Linked DNA regions of Homo sapiens: region 2 is linked to region 1. Evidence: chromatin loops called from intact Hi-C (ENCODE). Cell type or tissue: OCI-LY7. All regions are shown on one strand. Each heading gives the region's core, and the rest is flanking DNA. Links, peaks and the distances in the headings are about the cores only. Region 1 has its middle 61 kb from the start of MPEG1. Region 2 overlaps LOC101927226 (a long non-coding RNA gene).

The links. Hi-C counts contacts between places; a loop is a spot of excess contacts. Peaks named below come from ENCODE experiments on the same cell type or tissue, not always from the same donor. Only the 100,000 strongest peaks of a DNase experiment are listed, where the experiment ranks them.
Region 2: it touches region 1 in a loop (4-fold over the local background); 1 of 110 quality-filtered maps calls a loop at or near these places.

What each region holds. Positions count from the first base shown.
Region 1 is chr11:59,271,554-59,275,951 of GRCh38, reverse strand. No RefSeq gene overlaps it. Among named protein-coding and RNA genes, the nearest start is that of MPEG1, 61 kb to the right of the region's middle. RefSeq lists an enhancer at 2,753-2,802. In OCI-LY7, for the core only: no CTCF peak of the experiment used is centred there; DNase peaks (open chromatin) are centred at 2,381, 3,151 and 3,821; H3K4me3 peaks cover 2,408 bases; H3K27ac peaks cover 3,308 bases.
Region 2 is chr11:59,616,741-59,621,138 of GRCh38, reverse strand. LOC101927226 (a long non-coding RNA gene) reads right to left here. Exons shown (of 3, transcript XR_001748237.2): 2 at 667-724. Among named protein-coding and RNA genes, the nearest start is that of OSBP, 3.2 kb to the right of the region's middle. In OCI-LY7, for the core only: a CTCF peak has its summit at 1,820; no DNase peak of the experiment used is centred there; H3K4me3 peaks cover 618 bases; H3K27ac peaks cover 166 bases.

The DNA of each region.
Region 1 (4,398 bases), core at 176-4,175:
CTCTGCCTCCTGGGTTCAAGCAATTCTCTTGCCTCAGCCTCCTTAGTAGCTGGGATTACACGCACGCACCACCATGCCTCACAAATTTTTTGTATTTTTAGTAGAGACAGGGTGTCTCCATGTTGGTCAGGCTGGTCTCGAACTCCTGACCACGTGATCTGCCTGCCTCGGCCTCCCAAAATGCTGGGATTACAGGCGTGAACCCCTTCCTAGCTTCTGGCTTTAGGGGATATTGTCTTTTGTTAGGGAATGAAGTGGGGTCCTTAAAATGGATTTGGACTGATGTAGCTGTGGTGGCTCAGCCAATTTTTCCCTGAATTGTCCAAACTTCTGGATTTACAGAGTCTGTCCTAGAGCCATAAGGATGGTGGTACTCATATGAGCTAAAATTTCCCTACCTAGCAGAGGAGTAGAGCTTTCAGGCATGACTAAAAAGCCATGAGTAAACAAGAGGTCTTCCCAGCTACAACTAAGGGATTGGGAAAAGTATCAGGTTAAGGGCTTTCCTGAAATGCCCATCACGATTGTCCTAAGGGAGGAGAGGAGAACAGAAATGGCAGCACTGGTATTGAGAAGGAAGTTCACCTTCTTCCCTTCGATCTCCAGAATCACCTGGGGCTCCTGGATGGTGATGGCAATCTGAGATGTTGGAGCCGGGGAGTCGAGTCCTCAGACCTTTCAGTTTTGCTGGACCATTGTGAGGCTGGCTCTGGACCCAGCAACCTGTACCTCTCGGGACAGTTCTGCCTGCCTTCCAGTGGTACCCACCACAGGCTGGACAGGGTCCAGGTGATCTTCTCTTGCTGCCTGGGCAATTCTTCTTAGAAGTGCCCTGGTTTGCCACATTTGTAGCAATTAGCAGGTGCACCTAGGCGATCCTGGGGTCTGGAGGCCTGTAGAGCAGCTACTAGAGCCTCTGCCGTTTTCTTATGTCTCCTCTCTTTCTCCTGAGCCTCCTCCTGATCGCTGTTGTAAAAGACCAAGGTGATCACATTTAGGTGGTTTTCTAAAGTGCTACCTGGTCCTATGGTCTGTTTTTGTAGCTTCCTCCTGATATCAGGTGTTGCCTGAATAATAACTTTATCATATAGGATTAGTTGTCTCTCTACTGAATCAGGTGATAGAGAGGTATGCTTCATCAAGTCCTCTCTTAGCCTTTCCAGAAAGCCAGAGGGATTCTCATCTAATCTCTGGTCAATCACAGTTTTGAGTAATTGAAAGGCTTAGCTCTAGTCCTTCCTAAGCCCTCCAATATGCACACCTGAAAGTGTTTCCTCCTCCATTCTCCCATGTTATCATCATGGTCCCATTTAGGGTCCTACAATGGTATCGCCGTCTTTCCAATTGAATAAGGTGCCTTGTCTTCTCTGGCACTATATGAGGTACAAAGCTCATTTCCAAATTTCTCTGCAACTTGCAGGGAGGCTGTTTCTCCACAGTGGTCAGGGTTTGCTTTAAGAGAAATATAATGTCCTTCCAGGAGAGTTCAAATACTTGGGTTAAATCCTGGAAGGCCTTTATATACCTGCCAGGGTTGCCTGAAAATCTACCAAGAGTTCCCTTTATTTGTCTTAAGTCTTGTAGAGAAAAGGGAACCTGTACCTTAATAGGGCCATATTCACAAGGCATTTCTTGTATGGGCATCAGGGAGGCTGGCACTCACCTAGAACAAAAATGTCTATGGTGGGGCAAGTTTAAGGGGGGACCTGGACAGGGTCGATAGGATTGACCCAGAGAACTGGCTTCAGGGGCTGGCGCCTTTTCTGTGGGCGTTCTAGGGTTTGTTTCCCTGGTCCACTAGGACTGTCCTTTGTGGGGTTTTTTGATATAACAATTAGGAGGGCTGGGTGAACTTTACAGTGTTAACAGAGGTCTGGGTTATCCTGGGTGAGCCCCTAAGAAATGTTGCAGTTTCCTTACTCTGTATTTTAGTAAGTTCCAAGTTCTTGTCTCGTGGCCACGAAGAAAGAGGTATGCGGATACAGGAGGGTGGGTAAGGGAGAGTCGAGTTTTATTAAGTGACAGAAAGACAGCTCTCAGTAAAGAGAGGGGACCTGAAAGTAGGTTGCTGCTGACCAGCTCATCCAAGGGTTTTTATCCCTCCTTTCTAGAGATGTTTTTCTCATTTGCATCTTACATAACCTCCTACTTCCAAGTTCCTTCCTAGTTCCACTTCTTACTGTGCAGGTGCCTTCTTGTCCACAGTTACTCCATTGTAATTATTACCCATAGGCACTACAGAAAAGCCCAGTTGGGGGTGGGGGTGGTGGTAAAACTGCAACGTAGATGTCATGTTCATGATATTATAATAAGCTGGGTCAAGTTAAGGACATTTAGTTGATTTATTGTGCTTGTGCCTAAGTTGAGACAGTCCATTCTGAGCAAACATCCTGGTATAAGAGGAAGTTCTTAACCACATCTCCACCTGCTAGCTACGTAACAGGGGAAGAATATACTTCCCTGTGGGTGTTGTTCTCTCCAGAGACTCTCCATCTCTACCTGCCTAGCCAGCCCCTAACTGCCTCCTCTCACAAAAGGTACAGTGACCGGCCCTAGGTCATGCAGAAATTTGGCTGGCAGAGGGGACAAGACCTGCATGAGGCCTAGGGACAGAACATTTTAAGGCCAAAGCCAATGCATAAAGCTGAGCCCTTACACCTGTGCTGGATGAAATCCCAACCCTACAATAAGAAGTTACTTCCTCTGACAACACCTGGGTTCACTGAAAAAAGAGGAGACAGAAAGCCTCCCGCAAACCCAGCTCAGGATGATGTGTCTTGCCTTGTAGTCAGCTTTGCCCTCCCTCAGTGGGAAAAGGGGCCAAGTTCAGTGCTGCCAGCAAACACAGGGCTGGCCTGGTGACCGCTGTTTACAGCTTGCACTGGGGCCCAGGGAAAATGGCAGGGAAGGGTCCCAACTGGGCCACTTTAAGAACACACAACCCCAAACACAAGGAAAGGGTGAAGGGACTTATTTGGGAATTTCCAGCTGGAGGAAATGGGTTTTCTTGGTTTCTGTTCTGGGGGGTCTGAGAACATGGAACTCCAGTTCATCGAGGTGTGGGGTGTATCGAGGAGGAACCAGCTTACAGGGGGCCAGCCGCAGTGCCTCAGTTCCCAAGAACAGGCCACACTCCTGGGCTCTTCCTCAGGCTTCTGGCACGGATGCCTCACAGCTGCACACTGGCACCTGAGAGACAATTACTCGGTTTTTCTGTAATGATGATTGCTATTCTGAAGATCATGTTCATGGATATACTGACAAGTTTTGACTTTTCTGTTTCTTTTAAGAAACTGTTCCGGGGAGTCCTGCATTAGAACAATGTGGGTGCCCTTGCTCTGGGTGGGAGGAAATTTTAGCATCTTGGTCCCAGCTGGCCAAGCTGAGGATGGACTTGGCCATGAACCCAACATGTGGTTCAGCCCCAGCGGGGATTTGCCAGGACAAACCAGGGGGGAAGGTTCAATCCGGCGTGGTAGAAAAGCAGCTGCCCACCTGGAGTTGTATATAGAAGTGGGCTTCCAGTCCCTTCAACTCTGTGAGCCTCTCTCCAATGTATGTGCCTGAGAAATAAACAAGTGAGGAGACTCATCTTGACTGTGTAAAGTGGGTGTCCCCCAAGCATACCTGTCACACCTGGAAGAGAAGAGAGGGACTTGTGACCTAAGTGGCTCAGAAACTTGCAGTGTAGGGTGCTGGATAGGATGGGGTTCTGGCAAGGAAGAGTAGACAGGAGCTGCTGGAGGGGAAAGGAACATTGACCAAGCACCTACTGGGCACCAGGCACATCCTGTGAGCTCCTGTAATCCTCATATCTAGTGGGTGTGTCTATGTGTGTGTTTGTGTGTGTGCACATGACATCCCAAGGTCAAGCCAGCATCTGTCCAACTCAACGCTCGTGTCCTATCTTCAGGCTGCTGCTCTCTACAGTTGATTGGTCTGGTCAGCTGACAGTAGAAGTTGTCCCCTGGGAGGTTGCACACACTATTTCTGCGATGTCCCATTGCTCCAAACACCTGGCATGGGCAAGAGGCTCCAGGGATGCTGGACTATGGGGTAAGACCCTCCCCAGATTTGAATTTTCCCTCAGCTGCTCATCAGGTCAGCGACCTCACAAATGACTCAGAGTCTCTGAGCCTCACTCTCCTTACCTGTGAAGGTTTATCTCCCTCCCCCAGGGTGTTCATGGAGATTGAACAGGGTAATGGCCTTCTGGGGAGTGATCACCCCAGGTCCTGATGCACTAGCTGATACCTCCATTCCCTTCCCTGAGTGGCAGCCACCTCGAGCCCACGATGACAGCTTGTGACTTTGCATTGATGCTTGTTTATTTATTATTCCAGGTTCAGCCAAAAATCCAGCCCCTCTCAAAGGACAAAGATCAACCTTCCAGAACAA
Region 2 (4,398 bases), core at 267-4,266, 350 kb before region 1:
CTCAGGCAGAAGAATCTCTTGAACCTGGTTGCAGTGAGCCGAGATGGCACCACTGCACTCCAGCCCAGGTGACAATTTGAGACTCCATCTCAAAAAAAAAAAAAAAAAAATGATGGTAGAAGTTTCCTAATTGCTGTCCCTCTCCACTCTTGTGACTCCACACATCAGCCAGTGATAATTTTAAACAAGAATTGAGGCCAGGCACGGTGGCTCCACTCCCAACATTTTGCGAGGCTGAGGCGGGAGGATAACTTGAGGCCAGGAGTTTGAGACCACAGCAAGACCCTGTCTCTACAAAAAATAAAAAGTATCTAGGCATAGTGGTGCATGCCTGTAGCCCTAGCTATTTGGGAGGCTGAGGCAGGAGGATTGCTTAAGCCCAGGAGTTCAAGGTTGCAGCGAACCATAATTAATTACATCATTGTACTCTAGCCTAGATGACAGAGCAAGGCCCTGTCAAGAAAAAAGACAGAGAGAAAGAAAGAAACATAGAAAGAAAAGAAAAGAAAGAGAGATACAGAAAGAAACAAAGAAAGAATGAATGAACTGGGGTCACTTGCTCTAATCCCTTTGATTGCTTCCTGTTGCAATGAGAATAAAACTTGGACTCCTTATGAGGTCTTACAGCCCTTTGGGGTCTTCACTCTCCATGCCTTATGTACCCACCTCAGTTACTTCCTCTCTTTTCCTCCTCATGCCTTCGCAGGAAGATGACTGATTTTAGCTATGGAGGAAAAAAAGAGAAAGGAAAAAGAATGACTGATTTATTTCCTTTGCTTACTCCTCCCCAGTCCCCAGGTGGCAACTTAAACAGTTTATCCCTCTTTGAAACAGGTTAGGGCCGGGCACAGTGGCTCAAGCCTGTAATCCCAGCACTTTGGGAGGCCGAGGCGGGTGGATCATGAGGTCAGGAGATCGAGCCCATCCTGGCTAACACGGTGAAACCCCATCTCTACTAAAAATACAAAAACAAAAAATTAGCCGGGCGTGGTGGCGGGCGCCTGTAGTCCCCGCTACTCGGGAGGCTGAGGCAGGAGAATGGCGTGAACCCGGGAGGTGGAGCTTGCAGTGAGCCGTGATCGTGCCACTGCACTCCAGCCTGGGCAACAGAACAAGACTCTGTCTCAAACAAACAAACAAACAAACAAACAAAAAATAAACAGGTTACACCTGTTGTCCTCCATATTACTGTGCATATGTGTATAATTACTCTACATATTTTTTCACTACGAATACTGTGTATATCCCTAAGATCCTTTACATTTCATGAGGAGCCAGAGCCTATTTGTACATTCACTACTTTGTCCCTAAGACTTGGCTCAGGCCTGAAGATATATAATAGATAATTGATAAATATTTATTAAATAGATGAATATGCTAGGTTGCGTGCTGTCATGGGGGAAACAAAGATGAAATAGATACAGGTTATACATTAGAGAAATTGACCCTCTAGTAGGGGAGATATGATTGAAACATAGATAATTATAAGGCAAGACAATTAACCTCACAGGAAACTCTGCAAGTCCTGAGGAAGGGGCATTACGTCTAGCCAGGAAAATTCGAGGAAATTCTGTGGAGGGAGTTCACTGGGCATTTAATGGAGGGAAAGCATACACAAAGGCATCAGTTTGAGAAAGTGTAGGGTGAATGTGGAAAAAAATGTGTGGATCAATTTAATTGGAACACAGAGTACACCAATACAAAAGAGAGAGGCCAGGTGTGAGCCTATATACTTACCACATAGATTTAACAATTAACATTTTGCCATATTTGCTTGATAGGTAGGTAGGGAGGGAGACAGACAGACAGATAGATGTGTGTGTATGCATTTCAAAGCCACCACTTGGTGGCTCACATCTGTCATCCCAGCACTTTGGGAGGCCAAGGCAGGCAGATCACCTGAGGTCAGGAGTTTGAGACCAGCCTGGCCAACATGGTGAAACCCTGTCTCTACTAAAAATATAAAAATTAGCTGGGTGTGGTGGTGCATGCCTGTAATCCCAGCTACTCCAGAGGCTGACACAGGACAATCACTTGAGATTGTGCCACTGTACTCCAGCCTAGGTGAGTGAGATTCTGTCTTAAAAAAAAAAAAGGACTGGAAAGGAGAGGTGACATCAGATTGTCATGGGTCTCATTTGCCAGGCCAAGAATTCTGTTCTGTATTCCGGAGGCAGTGTTAGGTAACAACAGTAGGTCAAACTAGCCTCTCAAAACCTTTTTTAAAATTATTATTCCAAATATACAATAAAAGTAGAAATAATAGTACAGTAAACACCTATATACTTACCACATAGATTTAACAATTAAGATTTTGCCATATTTGCTTGATAGGTAGGTAGGTAGGGAGGTAGACAGACAGACAGATGTGTATGTATGCATTTCAAAGTATTTATCTTTCCTTGGCTCTGTGTGTGTGTGTGTGTGTGTGTGTGTGTGTGTGTGTGTGTGAGAGAGAGATAGGGCCTCACTCTGTCAGGCTGGAGTGCAGTGGCACAATCACAGCTCACTGTAGCCTCGACCTCCTGGGCTCAATCAGTCCTCCCACCTCAGTCTCCCAAGTAGCTGGAACTACAGGCACAGGCCTCCATGCCCAGCTAATTTTTTTGTTTTGTTTTGTTTTGCTTTTGTTTTTAGTAGAGACAGGTTTATTTATGTTGCCCAGACTGGTCTCTTATCTTTCTTTTTTGCTGAACCATTTCAAAGAGAGTTACGGATATCATAACTCTTCACTCCTACGTTTCTCCAAGTTGTAAAGATGTTTTCCCCCATGTCCAGCATACCATTATTACAATGAACAAATGTAATAACTAACAACATCTGATACCAGTCCATTTTCAAATTTCCCCAATTGTCTCAAAAATGTCTAAAAGCCTGCTTTTTCAGAACCAGAATCCAATTAAGCATTTGATTGTATCTCTTTAAGTTTTTTTTCAAATTTAGAACAATCACCCCTGACCATTTTTATGACATTGATTTTCCTTGATCTTTATGTCTTATCTTCTATAAAATAGTTGTCTTATAGAATGCTTCACGTTCTTGATTTATCTGATTATCTCCTTGGGGTTATGGTTCAACTGGTTCCTCCAGCCCAGTAAACTGGAGTTTAGATCCAAAGCCTTGATTAGATTAACTTTCAGTATTTTGGCAAGAAAACACCATTAAGTGATGCTGTATACTTTATGCTGCAGCACACTGGGAACTTCATAAAAATGTTGGTTGTCCAAGGGTTACTGATACACATTGGATAACTGGGTTAAGGTGGGGACTGCCAGATCTCCCCATTGTAAAAGTATGTTTCTCCTTTGTGATGGCAAGTAACCTGTGAGATGTGTTTGGCAACACAACTCACATGTTTGTAGCTATCTACAGTTTATCAAACACATTCAAACGCACTTAATCACAACAGCATCCCTGTGAGGTTTTATTCCTGTTTAACATAAGTGAAAACTGAGACTTGGAGTGCTTAAATAATTTTCTCAAAGTAATAGACCCAGTAAGTAGCAAAAGCAGGACTCAAGCCTAAATGGATTAACTCTAGCTCAGTTAAAAAAAAAATTAATCCCAAATAGCCTACATCTAATAGCAGATTTTATTTTGCTCTACACATTCAGAGAAATTCACTAGTAATGAGCTATACAAATGATCCCTGATAGTAAAAATTGCAGATTTTTAAAGAGTATTCTCTCTCCAGAATTCAATAAATACTTCGCTTCTTTTGAAACGATTTTCTTAAAAAGGATACTTTAATTTATTGACACTGGGAAGCACATTGGCAAAGAAAGTCAATTTCTTTTACAGTATCTAATAGCTATTTCTATTGCCTGTTCAAACTAGCAAAATGTAACAGATGCTAGATTCCCTAAAGTACGGCGCTTTAGGTTACATTTGCAACAATAGCTTACATCTAAATGTTACATTAGTTACTGAATTTGTAATCTTCACAAATGTGTGAATAGTCAGTTGATCAAAAATAACGATTTCCTGCTACAAGAGAACGCATAGCAGAAAATGTTCCCAACACAAAGATAATGTTTGAGATGATGGATATCCCAATTACACTGATTTGATAATTATACATTGAATACATGTATCACAATATCAGATGTATCCCTGAAAATATGTACAACTATATCAGTTTAAAGATATAAAAAAAATTTTCTGTCCAAAGTTAAATATGTACAACTACGATATATCAGTTTAAAGATACAAAAAATAATAATTTTCTGTTCAAAGTTAAGCATATACATGGCACCTATGATGCTAAAACCAAGGGCCTTTAGGTCTGGAAGAGACACATAAAGTCAGGTCCTCGCGAATCTACTTCTGAAGGGGACAGAATCGGTATAGGCATATGACAGTCTAGAATCAAGACACAAGGGGTGTGGAGCGATAAAG